3 separate regions of the Homo sapiens genome follow, and all the other regions are linked to region 1. The links are chromatin loops, found by intact Hi-C in ENCODE. Cell type or tissue: PC-3. All regions are shown on one strand.

Region 1 (5,000 bases):
ATGAGCCTTCCCACTGCTCAGCGGAAGGAAGAGCGGTCCCCTTCCCCACCCGCATTCCCGATCAGCAGAGCAGGCATCATCCCAGGCGCACAAATGCTCAGGAAAACCACCAGCGAGGTTACCCGGAGGCAGGGGACCCAGCCAGGTACGTACGCTCCTGAGTAGCCAAGAAAAACGCAATTTAGCAACCTTCAGTCGTGAGTCTCCGTCCACACCTACGAAGACGCAAAGCTCTACACTAGGTAATTTTCTGGACAAAATACATACGTTTTGCTTTTGCCTCTGCCTCTGTTCAAGTTCACCAAGAGACGGAGCAAACCCTCCGCTGACCGGAAGCCTCTCTTGGTAGCGGAACGAGAGGGAGCTGCTTCTGGGTAAACGTCGCCGCCTAGGAGGGAAGCTGTGCGCACCCCACACCCTGCCCTCGCCCCCTCCCCGGGACCAACCGCAGCGCCCTCCCGGGTGACGGACGGGCTCTCAGGACTCCGGAGGGGGACGCGGCTCGTGCGGCGCCTCGCGCACCCCCACCCCATCCCGGCCGCGCCGAGCGCCGCCCCCGCCCCCCCACAACCCCTGCACGCACCCGCTCACTCTCCCCTGCCCCGGCCGAGCCGCCCCGGGCCCCCGGGAAGGTGCCCCCGGCAAGCCCGCCCTGCAGCCGGAGCAGGTGCAGCCCCGCCGCGCTCCCAACCGCGTCTGCACAAACTTGTTTGCCCGCGGCAAGGGGAACACCCTGCTCGCAGCCCGCGCGGGGGTCCGGCTGGAGCGCCGAGAGACAGGACTCACCCCGCGATCGCGGCCGGCTGGGGCGCCCGCACCCGCGCCCATGGCCCGCCTTCCCCGGGCGCCGAGCCCGCAGCCCCCCGCAGTGCCCGGAGCCCAGAAGCCCCGGCGCCCGCACGTCTCCGGCCGCCCGCGGCAAGCGGACCCACGCGCCCGGGCACAGGGCGCCGCCGCCTGGCTCCCCGGGGCTGCTGGCGTCCGGGCTGAACGGCGGGGCGGGCGGGCGGGCGCGGAGCCGGGGCGGGCAGCGGGCGGGCGAGCGGGCGCCGGGCTCTGCACATGCTCACTCGCGCGGCCCGGGGACAGCGGCCGGCCGCCGCCGGGTCCTAGAGGCGCCGGTGCGCACCTCCCGCCGCCCGGGGGAGGGGTCGCGGCTCCGCCGGAGGGGGCCCACGCCCTGCCCCGGCCCGCGAGAACACGCGCGCGGGGCGGGCCACACGCGCCACTGCCGAGCAGAGACGCCGCCACCCACTCTGATACACACACACACACACACACACACCAGTCACCCAGAGCCACAGCCTTTCACCGGGGCCCCACGGGCTCTAACACACGCACCATGACGCTCACACCCAGACACAGACCCACAAACACACGGGGCACTGCCGCGCAGAGGAGAGCACGCCGCCACTCTCCCATGCAGACTCACAGCGACAGCCGCACACTGCCTGACACACACATCCCGAATCACTGCTTCCCAGAGACACCGACACCCACACTCACACACACACTCTCTGGGCTCTGCCCCACTCACCCAGAAGCAGACTGGGCCACTGTGACAGGCACGCACACGTACACACACAGCCACACAGTTTAGAGTGCACTCTAATACACACACACACCACACACGCACGCACACACACACACACACACACACACACCGGATCACCGTCCCATGCAGAGCTAGAGACAGACGGTCACAGCTTCACACACATTCACACTCAGAAACAAGCACCTGCTGGAACACAGACACTCTCACACAATCTGAGACAGACCTACACAGAATTGCAGCCCTACAAATACCCTGACACCAGCTCCCGCGTCTACACACTCGGGGGTCGGCCGCCGGCTTATCATACTGCTCCACACCGCACACAGTGACAAACCCACGCCTTGACATAGTTGCCCACAGAAGCAATGTCACACACTGGTGTCTACTAACAGACACACTCTCAGAGGGGCATACTGGGCATTGACCCACAGGCTCTCTCTCTCTCTCTCTCTCTCACACACACACACACACACACACACACACACACACACACGCACCGAGGTGGAAAGAGGCTGAACAGTCACACAAGTCTATACACAATCCCCCTCTTTAAATAAAGGCTGGATCCAAACCTAAAGATTTTTCCCAGGGAGGAGCCCCACCCTGTTCCCCCAAAGCCGCCAAGTCACAGCATCTGCCCTGCTCTGCCATGTGCACCGGTGGACCCTGTCCTCACCCGGAGCTGGCTGCTAAGATGCTCCCAGAAGCTGAGGACAGCAGAGGCAGCAGGAGCAGGTGGTGGTGCCTCTTACTCCGTCTTCCTAAAAGGGAGTTTCATGCCTCCGACTCCCGCTAGGGGCAGAGCTGCTTGGCCTGGCTCCGAGGAGCTGGCTTGCAACAGGTGCAGGTGGCAGGGAAAGCGTTTGCCTGGGGACCAGTCACAGTCCCTCCTTACGCGGGTCAGTCAGGTGGCGCCCAGAGCGGGAAGAGACTCGCTGCAGTTTGCATAGCTATGTCTGGCCAAGTGCAGAATTAGAACAGAGTCTGCACCATCCGCATGAAGGCAGAATGCTCTGAAGGTCTTGGGGCACCTGGATTTAATATCCTTAAGCCCAGGAAGAGGATACAGTAAGTGAGAGACGAATTCTGTGCTGCCTCAGAGTCCCAACCTTGCAGAAAAGCCCCCTTCACATATATATCCTTTACAGAATGTGAATGTGTGTGTCGTTACGATTTATAACAGCAACCCACTGTGCAGTCTCGCAATGCTGTTTGGTTTGCAAAGCCCTCTCCATGACCAGCTACATAATTTGAAGGGCCTAAAATAAAAATGGAGCCCCCTTTTAAAACACTATCAAGAATTTCGAGAGATAAAAGGAGGATATTAAACCAGTACGGGTCCCTTCTGAGCACAGAATTCAGAGCCTTTCACAGATCTCATACCCATGAAGCCAGCCCTGGCCCTCTCGTACCCATTGTCCCACTTAAAACTGATAAGTCTATAGATGCCTTCATGTGCCCATTTGACAGATGAGGCTTTCAGGTGGGTGATCACAAAAGGCTCACAGCCAGTTGAGCCCAGGGGAATTCAAGCCCAGCTCCTCTGGGAAGCCAGACATTTCCCGGCAGCTGCTATTCAGAAGTGTCCATCTGCAGCAGCAGACACTTGGTACAGAATAATCAAGCAGAAGAGTTGATGTGGCTGCCACCAGGGAAGGAGGTGACTCAAGAAGAAAAAGCAAAAGGCTGCTGGGTATCCATGCCATCTGTGCTCGATGTCACGCTGCACCTGCCCTGCAAAGCACCCCACCAGGGGAACACCATACAGCCCCTGTGTGGGTAGAAGCTAGAGTCAACTACTGACTCTAGGGAGGGAGGTTGAGGAAGGAGGCGCATGAAAGAACCCAGGAAGTAATTGAGAAGGGCTTGGGAGTCAACACGGCCAGGAGTATTTCAGTGTCAGGACAAAGCCCTTCTTTCTAGTGATGGTGACCAGTAAGAAGTGATAGGGAGGACTGATAACAGAGTCACTCCTAATCACAGTCCAACTCCTTGTCCCTCAGCTCTTCTCTCCACATAGTTGGGACTGTTTCATAGTAACTTGTATACCATCCCTGTCCCAAAAGCAATTGGTCCCACAATGCTGCCATCATATGTCCATTTACTGCTGAGAAATGTATCCCCCCACCCCCCAGGAGTCTGGGACTAAGAATCAGACAGGTCTGATGTCACATCAATCCCATCTCTCTGTGTTTCGCTCTTGAGTCATCCGCTCCTCTCTTTGCAGACCTCAACTATTGGATCCTAGGTATTTACATCACCTCCTTACTTCACGTCATCTGATAGCTTATTCTTCCTTCCTTCCAGCCACCCATCTTTTCATGTATTTACTAAGCAAGGCACCCATTGTGTGTTAGATTTTGTGTTGAACACTGGAGAGTCTTTGATAAAAAAGAACCGGTCCCCTGCAGGAGTTTCCAGTGTGAAGAACTGGACGAGAAAACAGACCAAAGTGAAAACATACCACAAAGAGAGAGCTCTGCTGTATCAGTCAGGATGCCTGCAGCCTCAAGTAACAAATAGCAAAGTAAAAGTGGTGTCAAGCAAAGGGTTTATGATCTCAGACAGCAAGACGCCTGGAGGTAGGCAGTTCCAAGGTTGGGTGATTCAGTCACTCAATGATGTCAGAATCTGTGGTGGCCTCTCTGTGCTCCCTGGACCGCCCCCTCATGACTGCAAAATGACAACTGAAGCGCTGTTCGTGACTTCCCCAAATGACAATACCCTAAGGCAAGAAAGAAAGGGACACTTCTTCCCACAAGTTTCTTTTTTCACTGGATAAGGAAACTTTTGCCAGATCCTCCTTCTGGCAAGGCCCATTGGCCAGAAGTGAACCCTGTGAGTACCCCTCAGCCAATACCTGGCCAAGGAGGAATGGGTTTGGCTAATTATAATTCATCCTCTGGGGATAGGCCAGTCATCTCAGAGCGCATCCCCACTTGATCAAAATTGTTTCTATGTTAGTAGATGGCTGCTGGGATGGCAACTAGCTGTGATGATAGATAGATAGATAGATAGATAGAGAGATAGATAGAGAGATAGATAGAGCGAGCATTGGAACCTAAATGACTCGCAACCTCAGTGTGGAGGAATTCAGGGAAGGCTTCCTGGAGGAGGTGACATGTAAGCTGGCTTTTAGAGGAGAAGTGGGCATCATCTGGGTCACCAGGTGCAGGGGCCATTCCAGACAAGGGTGGGGGGCATCCTTTGCAAAGGCAGGGAAGTGTGAAACACACAGGCTGTCACAGAAACTGCCAGTGACTTTGCACTAGCTGGTGCAAGGTCAGAGGTGGTTGGAGAGGAGGCTGAACTGTGACTGGCCACTGAACCCCGACTAGCCACTGAACCCCCATTCAGGCCACTGGCACCAGTGGACAAGGCAGGGCTGTGGACCACGCTTGAGCCACCACTATGATGAGCTCCCTTCACGGTGGTCATCTAGTCA
Region 2 (5,000 bases), 350 kb after region 1:
TTCTTCAGAGCACATTTGATGTCATTCTGGCCTTGGCAGAGCTCCCCTCTAGACCTTCTCCAACTCCTTCATTTGTGCTGATGGGAAGCAGGAAGGCTACAAACCACTTGGCAAAGAAGTCATCCTTAAAGAATTTAGCATGTTTAGTGGGAAATGTTTTAATCAGACAGTTGCAAGTTCCAAAACAGACTCCAACACTTGCTGGGTATGTGATCTTAAGCAAGTCATCCAACCTGTCTGAGCCTCAGTTTCCTGATCTGTAAATGGGGGTGATAACACCATCTCATAGGACTGGCCTAAGGATTGAATGAGATCCCAGATGCAAAACACCTGCCACAGAGTCTGACATATTGCAGGTGCCTAATCAATGTTAGTTACTACAACTTTCAGCTTTCTTTTTTTTTTTCCTCTGTCTCTCTCTGTCATCAGGCTGGAGTGCAGTGGTGCGATCTCAGCTCACTGCAGTCTCTGCCTCCCAGGTTCAAACAATTCTCCTGCCTCAGCCTCCCAAGTAGCTGGGACTACAGGCGCGTGCCACCATGCCCAGCTAATTTTTGTGTTTTTAGTAGAGACCAGGTTTCACCCTGTTGGCCAGGATGGTCTCGATCTCTTGACCTCATGATCCACCTGCCTCGGCCTCCCAAAGTGCTGGGATTACAGGCGTGAGCCACTGCGCCTGGCTACTTTCAGCTTTCTTTCTATTCTTTCTTCACTGAGACAAAGTCAGGAGTTACCTCCCCCTCCTCCTAAATCTGGAAGTCCAAATCACTATAAATCTCCTTCTAATGGAATGATCATAGTCTGCCTCCTCTGACCATTATTTCTGAGAAAATCTTGTCTTCCTTCTAGACAGGGAGCTGCCTGGGAAGCAGAGACCCACCTCTGCCCTCCCCACAGTGCCAGGTTCAACATGAGGTACGTAGTAAATGTGCACTGAATCAAAGGATGAATGAATGACTAAATGGATGACATTGCAGTTACATCAGAAGCCGTGAGTGAGAGAAAATTAATTTGCAGATGGAATTATTACATTGTGTACCCAATCTTGCAAAACAATGAGGCACTGCTTGTAGGAGTTTCAAACACTTTTTCAGAAATTTAATTGCTAGTTAATTTTCCTGCAAAACACAATAACCTCTATGCACTAAAGGAAATAAGACACAGCTCTGAAAACCTCATTAGGCTGTGCCTGAAACCACAGCGGCTTTTTCCAAGTTAAGAACCTGAGAATGCAAGCTGCCATAATTGGCACTGTCTTTGTTCAGATGCAGGATGCCTTTACTCTGATTCCCCCACTCCTCATATCCCACTGAGAGGGCACGGCTCCCGCCTGCGACTGCAGAAGTGAGGGTGGCCTGAACTGAGCCATCCTCAATCTCTTTCTCACTGTGTTCTCTTATGATCAGAGCTTAGTCTGTAGAGCTCAGTCTATGACCAGAATCAAGGCTCTCTCTGTGACCAGGAGGAAGGCTCAGTCCGTGACCATGATCAGAGCTCAGCCTGTGACCAAAATGAGGGCTCAGTCTGTGACCATGACTACAGCATGGTCTGAGGGCAGGATCCAGGCTCAGCCTCCATGCATAGCCACAGCTACAGTCACACATGCACACAGCTTCACCTGAAATTAGAAGTGGGCCAAAAGGACAGACATAACGTAAACAGCAGAGGTTTCCGCTACACCACTCAACAAATTATTGAATTGAATTCAATAAATGTTAGATGAATCCTCAGAGTTCCAAGATGTGGTAGGACGTGGGTAGAAGGGGAAGAATGGGAAGGAGATGTCATCAGCCCTGGTGAATAAGGGCCCAGAACTCAGATGTGCCAGAGTTAAATCCTGCCCTGACCCATTTAAGCAACTCTTGGCCAGGAAGCTGGAAGTCTCACCTTCAGCTTCACAGTAACCCACATAGAACTCAGAGAGCTCCAGACGGCCTGCCTGGAGATGTGTGCCCTCCAGCCAGATGCTGTCAGCTCCGGTAGCTGTCACCTGCTAGGATATCACTGCTAAGTGGGTTAGCATTTGCCAGCCATTCTGCTGATTAATGGTGTGTAAAGTGGCTGTCTCATGGTGGCTGGGTCACCGTGACTCAAGCTTGGGAAACGCTGCAGTAACAGCAGAGAGCTCATCTCATGGGCAGAGGTGGGACTCTGAGAGGGTTAAATCTCAGTTGCTACTGTTTGGGGCATCCATGAACTCTTCGCAGCAGGATGTCCATTGCCCGGTCTCCCCTCTCTGCTTCCTCCAGTGTCCCCTATGAAGGACACCTTTGAAATGAGGGATGAGATGTAATGAAGCTAGATACAAAATTAATCAAATATGACACGAGAATTGATGTGGAATGCAATCCCGTCAGCAGATGATTCACCTCCTTGGAGTGGAGTTGCTTGTTTACTGTTTGCAGCATTTCTGAAGGACTCGGGCAAAGAGCAACACCAGGGATTATTTTTCAGAAGAAGGACTACAGACACAGAACACAATCACCAAGGGCCAGGTGCGGTGGCTCACACCTGTAATCCCAGCACTTTGGGAGGCCGAGGTGGGTGGATCACATGAGGTTAGGAGTTCGAGACCAGCCTGGCCAACATTTTGTACTTTACCAAAAGTACAAAATTAGCCGGGCATGGTGGCGGGCGCCTGTAATCACAGCTGCTCCAGAGGCTGAGGGAGGAGAATCGCTTGAACCCAGGAGGCAGAGGTTGCAGTGAGCTGAGATCAAACCATTGGACTCCAGCCTGTGCAACAAGAGCAAAACTCTTTCAAAAAGGAAGGAAGGAAGGAAGGAAGGAGGAAAGAAGGAAGGAAGGAAGGAAGGAAGGAAGGAAGGAAGGAAGAAAGAGAAAGAAAGAAAGAAAGAAAGAAAGAAAGAAAGAAAGAAAGAGAAAGAAAGAAGAAAGAAAGAAAGAAGGAAAGAAGGAAGGAAGGAAGGAAGAGAAAGAGAAAACAGTCACTCAGGAGGGTGGGTCTAATATTTAAATGCACTGAGATTCTTATATGTTGATTTTTCTTGTTTTGATCTAATTATAAGAAATGTCTAGGCCGGGTGCGGTGGCTCACACCTGTAATCCCAGCACTTTGGGGGGCCAAGGCGGGTGGGTCACCTGAGGTTGGAAGTTCAAGACCAGCCTGACCAACATGGAGAAACCCCGTCTCTACTAAAAATACAAAACAATTAGTCGGGCATGGTGACACATGCCCATAATCTCAGCTACTCAGGAGGCTGAGGCAGGAGAATCACTTGGATCCGGGAGGCGGTGGTTGTGGTGAGCCGAGATCACACCACTGCACTGCAGCCTGGGCAACTCCATCTCAAAAAAAAAAAAAAAAAAGAAAGAAATGTCTAAAGATGACTTCAAAGAACTTGATTGCTATGTATTAGAGCAGAAGCCATTCATTTATTTGTTCATGCATTCAGCACTAAAACTAAGCACCTACTGTGTGCCTGACCCTGTACTACGCACAGAAGCAAGCCAACCAAAATAGTAATAGTCTGGCTTGGGCACAGTGGCTCATGCCTGTAATCCCATCCCTTTGGGAGGCCGAGACGGGTGGATCACCTGAAGTCAGGAGTTCGAGACTAGCCTGACCAACATGGTGAAACTCCTTCTCCACTAAAAATACAAAATTAGCCAGGCATAGTGGCATGCACCTGTAGTCCCAGCTACTCAGGAGGCCGAGGCAGGAGAATTGCTTGAACCCAGGAGACGGAGGTTGCAGTGAGCCAAGATTATGCCACTGCACTCCAGCCTGGGCAACAGAGTGAGACACCATCTCAAAAATAATAATAGTAAAAATAGTCATTGCAGTAACAGTAGCAGTTGTTGTTATTGTTGCAGTTGTTAGCTAATATTAATTGAAGATTTACCATGTGCTAGACTTTGGGCTAACCACTTTGTAACCACCATCTTATTTAAGTCTCACATAAACTATGAAGTAGCTGCTATGAGTGTCCCCATTTTACAGATGAGGAAACTGAGTCACAAAGCAGTGAAACAACCTTCCCAGAGTCAAGTAAGTAGTAAGTGGTAAAGTTCGTAGCACAGGGCCATTCAGATCTTCTCGCCTCGTGATTTAAATTTTGAACAGAATGACTAAAAGTTTCAAATATGGTTTGGAATTTATCCCCCAGGCGTGACTGAACAAGACTTCTTCTTGCACTGCCCTGGTCGTTTTTCATGCCAAGCCTGGATCTTCAGCCTTCCCTTCCATCCTTCAACACCCCCCACCTTGTGTCAGTACATCCTGCGTTGCTTAAGTTAGCCAGAGTGGGCTTCTGTTGCTTACACTCAAAGAAAATTAACTGGAACAAGTAGTGAACTCCCCATGATAGGAGTATAGGAGAGCGGAAGCTGCAAGGGCATGCAGTGGGCTACAAGGAAGGGATTCACATGTGAAATGGTATATCAGTTACATTCTCCAAGGTGGCTGCAAAGAGGCTTTTCCCACGTCCTCTTCTAACCTTGCCACTTCCCCATTGAGTGGTGAGATCAGTATCCTCTTCCCTTAAACCTAGAAATACTTTGTGGCTGTCTCAGCCAAAACAGCATGGCAGAAGTAACATTATGTAACCTCCAGTGCTATGTCGCAATTTTTTTTGTTTTGTTTTGTTTTTTGAGACGAAGTTTCGCTCTTGTTGCCCAGGCTGGAGTACAACGGCGCCATCTCGGCTCACTGCAACCTCCACCTCCTGGGCTCAAGTGATTCTCCTGCCTCAGCCTCCCAAGTAGCTGGGATTACAGGCGAGTGCCATCATGCCCGGCTACGTTTTGTATTTTTAGTAGAGACGGAGTTTCACAACGTTGGCCAAGCTGGTCTCCAGCTCCTGACCTCAGGTGATCCACCCACCTCAGCCTCCCAAAGTGCTGGGATTCCAGGTGTGACCCACCGCCCCCGGCTGGGATGCTTCCTCTTAAAACCCCATGGCTATGCTGTATACCATCCCAAACTAGCGCACGCAGAGCGATCACATGGGGAAGCCAAGTAGAGGCGCTCCGTCCAT
Region 3 (5,000 bases), 230 kb after region 1:
GAAACATTCAATTAATAGGCCCAGATCAATTCGCTATCCTTTACTTCTCAGATCTGTGACTTGGTGTTTTTGATTAGCGAGTCATGTCTGATGGTGGTTCCAAATTATCCATGCCCCACCACTGAGAGGAACCTGATTTTTTTATGACCACGTGATGCCAGACAACAAGCTGTGTCTAGCTAGGTGACAACGAGGCAAGAAAGAAAGGTCCATGTCCAGCTAAGAGAGGCAAATCTCTCTCCCAGGATCTTTGAACAGCTCACTCCCTTTGCTACCTGTGTTAGAACCCTTCATTAATAAGCAATAAACCTTGACTCGCATTTGGAAATTTTAACTGACCATGGTTTGCTCTGTATTTAAATTTTATAAAATAAGACTGTATTGAGGTAATACCTGTGAAATATATAGCTCCATAAATAAATGTCCCCCTAGTATAGCTTTTGATTGGATATTTTCTATCTCGGTGGATGTTAAACAACTCATTTGGAAGCCTAGAAAACAATTTGATGTTTAAAATAGGTTTTTATACTCAAAAAAATATTGAGATACTTCATATACTTTTCACAATTACTCTAATGAATGAAAGGGAATGAAGTGGAGAGAGGGTGGTGTGGGAAATAAATGAATTTTCAGTCGTGGAGCACAAACTCAAAAACCATAGCCAAATTGACTCCCTGTGGTGCACATCTTTCAAGAGCCCTGCACATACAGACAGGGGGCCCTGGGTTCCAGCCACCAACCCCATTCCCCCTGCTCTCTTGAGAGGCCCCCAGCACCCTTTTCTCGCTGCCTCTGCTGCACTCTCCTGGCCAAACCCCAGCCTGCTCCAATCCAACTGTCTCACTTCTGCTCACCCACACCAGAGCAGCTAAATGTCACCCAAGAAAATCACTTCAAATGACCTGATTCTGATTTGTTACACTTTCAATTCATGACCACAGAATTCACTCAGAGACTAAGCCCTCTGGACCGCCCTCCCGTATTAATCTCTTGGGTTCACTTTGTGGCTGTCTTAGAAAACTGTTCTGTCGGCTATGCATGTAGGCTCACGCCTGTAATCCTAACACTTTGGGAGGCCGAGGCAGGCAGATTGCCTGAGGTCAGGAATTCGAGGCCAGCCTGGCCAACATGGTGAAACCCTGTCTCTACTAAAAATACACAAAATTACCCAAGTGTGGTGTAGGACGCCTGTAATCCCAGCTACTCAGGAGGCCGAGGCAGGAGAATCACTTGAATCTGGGAAGCGGAGGTTGCAGTGCGCCGAGGTAGCGCCACTGTACTCCAGCCTGGGCAAAATGAGTGAAACTCCACCTCAAAAAAAAAAAAAAAAAAAAAAAAAATTAAAAAAAAGAAAGAAAGAAAACTGTCACTTCTCTCTCCTTTAATCCCCTCCCAACTCCCATTTTGGCCAGTGGGGGCACCTCATTCTCCAGGGCAGAAAGAAAAGAAAATAACAACAGAAGCTCCCTCCTGTTCCTAGGCCAACCCTGTGTGAGGCGGGTGCCCACTCTTGCTCCTGTCTTAATAGAAGATGCATCCCTGCTCCTCTCAGAGGCCCATATGCCCTGGAGCCCAAGTTTCCTTACCTTCTCCAGGCATTTACTCCTCTCTCATATTTTAAAAATTACCCTCAGCTCATTTTGCACTTCTGCTTGAAACCCTCTGTGACTTCTTCTGTACTTAGAAAATCCACAGCCCCTATGCTGGTGGCTGGGCATTGGGGGCCTGGCCTCTACCCACCTCTCCAGCCCAGCTCCTCCTGTCCTCCATCACCTGTTCAGTCCTTTTGGCTCCTTGAACAAGCAAAACTGTCCCTCACTACAGGGCCCTCATAGTGGACACGCTGTCCACAGCCCTGTGGCCAGCTTCTGAGTTTATCTGGAGCTGAGGCAGACTGTTCCAGCTCGCTGGCTGCCTCCCTAGACAAGAGCCTGGGTCTCTCTGCTTCTCAGCCTAAGGGTGTCCTCTCCCCCACAGAACGTGTCCAGCTTCCCAAATGCACAACCCATGAGCATGGAGAAGTGACCAGCCCTGGAGACAACCCTCAGCCAGTGGGAGATGGGAGTAAATAGATGCACTCCCAGTTCCCACCTCTCATTGGGATGATCCTGAGCAAGCGTCACCATTCCTCAGAGGATCCCCACCGGACTGAGTTCCTGCTCACAGTGATACCCCTTCACGAATGCACGTGTTATGGGCTTTTTTTCCCTTCCCTGTCTGTTTCCCACCTCCCAATTTGTGCTTTGTTTTTTGGTTTTTTTTTAGACAGAGTTTTGCTCTGTCGCCCAGCCTGGAGTGCAGTGGCGCCATCTCGGCTCACTGCAACCTCGGCCTCCCAGGTTTAAGTGATCAAGCAATTCTCCCACCTCAGCCTCCTGAGTAGCTGGGATTATAGGTGCATGCCACCACGCCCGGCTAATTTTTGTATTTTTAGTAGAAATAGGGTTTCACCATGTTGGCCAGGCTGGTCTTGAACTCCTGACCTCAGGGGATCCACCCATCTTAGCCTCCCAAAGTGCTGTGATTAGAGGCATGAGTCACCGCGCCCGGCCCAATTTGTGCTTCTTGAAATCACTTCCCAGGTAAACTACCAGCGCCCAAGTCCCTCTCATAGAGCCAAACTAGGATGCACTTTGACAATCTAAGATCCTTGTTTTCTGTCTCTCCTTACCAGCCTGTCAGGCTAGAGCAGGTCCTTGTTTACCTTGGTCATTACTGTGTCATCAGTGCCAGCACATTCCTGGAGATCAAAAAAAAAAAAAAGTGAGTCAATGAATGAACAAGCCAAAACTGCTGAATGCACACAAGCACAGCCACATGTACACAATTCCCAAAGTTTTGAAGAATCAAAGATTGAACATTCTCTCTCTAAGCAAGCACTGACACCAAAACCTGAGACACTCATTCTTCGTTCTCATCTAAGAGTTAACAGTTTCCCTGAGGCCTCCTTCTCCAAAGGCAATGTTACCCACTAGTTAACTTAAGCCTTTTAGAGGAAAAAAAAAAAATAGTTACTTGAGATTAACACTAGAACATGCTTCTATCTCCTGGTTTTTATCTCTAATCTTAGTCAAGCCATTCCTAACTTGCCCTTCAGTATAGATCAGTAATTCAGAGTGAAATCTCTAGAGTTAGACTCCCTGGGTTCAAACCCCAGCTTAGCCTCAGTTTTTTTTTTTTTTTTTTTTTTTACCATTTGTACGGTGGGGATAATAAGAGTACTATATCACAAGGTTACTGGGGGACTAATTGCATTAAAATATACAAAGTCCTTAGGACACTGTTGGCACATGGTAGGCACTATTCAGGTATTTGTCATTAGTTCTAGTGTTAATATCTTTTTTCTTTTTTTTTTTGAGACGGAGTCTCACTCTGTTGCCAGGCTGGAGTGCAGTGGCAGGATCTCGGCTCACTCCACCTCCCAGGTTCAGGCAATTCTCCTGCCTCAGCCTCCCGAGTAGCTGGGACTACAGGCGTGAGCCACCACGCCCAGCTAATTTTTGTATTTTTTGTAGAGACGGGGTTTCACCATGTTGGCCAGGATGGTCTCAATCTCTTGACCTCGTGATCTGCTCCCCTCGGCCTCCCAAAGTGCTGGGATTACGGGCATGAGCCACCACGCCCGGCCATCCTAGTGTTATCTCTTATTTCCCACCTTTGGAACCTGATATTGTGGACACAGCCGTGTAGTCTGCGATCCCCCACCCTCAGTCTGTGGTTACCACTCCTTCTCCTGTCTTCAATCAGGACCTTTCACAAACAGAATCCAGGGTCCCAAGTGGAGGGCAAAGCCTCACTGAGGTGTAAAACATCCCCTCCTTGATCCAAAAGCCTACCTCAGTCCCCCATCAAGGGAGCTATGATGGTTAATTTTGTGTGTCCACTTGGCTGGGCCATGGTGCCCAGGTATTTGGTCAAACATTATTCTGGATGTTTCTGTGTGGGTGTTTTTGGATGAGTTTGACATTTAAATTGGTGGACTTTGGGTAGAGTGCCCTCCATGAGTCGGTGGGCCTCATCCAATCACCTGACAGCCTGAATAAAACAAAAGATTGCTCTCCCCCAAGCAAGAGGGAATTCTGCCAGCAGATGGTTTCAGACAAGAACTGCAACTGTGGCTCTTTCCTGGGTCTCCAGCAGGATGGCCTATCCTGTGAATTTTAGGCTTGCCAACTTCCATTATTCATGCACCTATTCCTTAAAATAAATCTATACACTGTTGATCAAAATTAAGGCTCTTGAGGCTGAAATAAATTGAAAAAGCTTTAGCAGAAGTCAAATGTGAGCATCAACCTGGGAAGACACACCAACGAATTTAGGTGTGTTCCAAAGTCTGTTACAAGTTGGAATGCCATTATAAGAACGTTTAGGAGAAGGGAGGGGGTCTTCTCATATCAGAGTTGCTCTTTTTTATTGGTGGGTTCAATTCAGAGGTTACAATCATCGGCTACAGTTTACAGCATACTGGCCAAAATGTCCTACAGCAAGACAATCAGCAAAACTTCATGCATCAGAAACAAATCAGTGTCCGTTTCAGTGTTAATAGGTTACATATTAATCAGTACATCAAAAATTTGAGGAACTCACAATAAGATTTGAGGGACTCACAATAAGATTTGTTACTCAGAGGGGCCAGGCGCGGTGGCTCACGCCTGTAATCCCAGCACTCTGGGAGGCCGAGGCGGGTGGATCATGAGGTCAGGAGATCGAGACCATCCTGGCTAACAAGGTGAAACCCCGTCTCTACTGAAAATACAAAAACTTAGCCGGGCGTGGTGGCGGGCACCTGTAGTCCCAGCTACTCAGGAGGCTGAGGCAGGAGAATGGCGTGAACCTGGGAGATGGAGCTTGCAGTGAGCCGAGATCGCGCCACTGCACTCCAGCCTGGGCGACAGAGCAGGACTCTGTCTCGAAAAAAAAAAAAAAGATTTGTTACTCAGAGACAGGATGTAAGCCATGAATCATAAGACCTTTCCCAGGTGGTTAATTTGGAAGCCTGC

Evidence for each region. Peaks named below come from ENCODE experiments on the same cell type or tissue, not always from the same donor. Only the 100,000 strongest peaks of a DNase experiment are listed, where the experiment ranks them.
Region 2: a loop joins it to region 1, with 4 times the contacts of the local background. A loop is called at or near these places in 3 of 110 quality-filtered maps.
Region 3: it touches region 1 in a loop (10-fold over the local background); 3 of 110 quality-filtered maps call a loop at or near these places.

The regions. Positions count from the first base shown.
Region 1 is chr17:6,066,439-6,071,438 of GRCh38, reverse strand. WSCD1 (WSC domain containing 1) reads right to left here and starts at 1,060. Exons shown (of 9, transcript NM_015253.2): 1 at 787-1,060. RefSeq lists an enhancer at 993-1,824. In PC-3, a CTCF peak has its summit at 2,356; a DNase peak (open chromatin) is centred at 2,338; H3K4me3 peaks cover 2,121 bases; H3K27ac peaks cover 1,473 bases.
Region 2 is chr17:5,715,195-5,720,194 of GRCh38, reverse strand. No RefSeq gene overlaps it. Among named protein-coding and RNA genes, the nearest start is that of NLRP1, 130 kb to the right of the region's middle. In PC-3, no CTCF peak of the experiment used is centred here; DNase peaks (open chromatin) are centred at 2,024 and 2,394; H3K4me3 peaks cover 474 bases; H3K27ac peaks cover 2,038 bases.
Region 3 is chr17:5,834,921-5,839,920 of GRCh38, reverse strand. LOC339166 (a long non-coding RNA gene) reads right to left here. Exons shown (of 4, transcript NR_040000.1): 2 at 2,705-2,740. Among named protein-coding and RNA genes, the nearest start is that of WSCD1, 230 kb to the left of the region's middle. RefSeq lists an enhancer at 1,909-2,410. In PC-3, no CTCF peak of the experiment used is centred here; a DNase peak (open chromatin) is centred at 2,660; H3K27ac peaks cover 3,484 bases.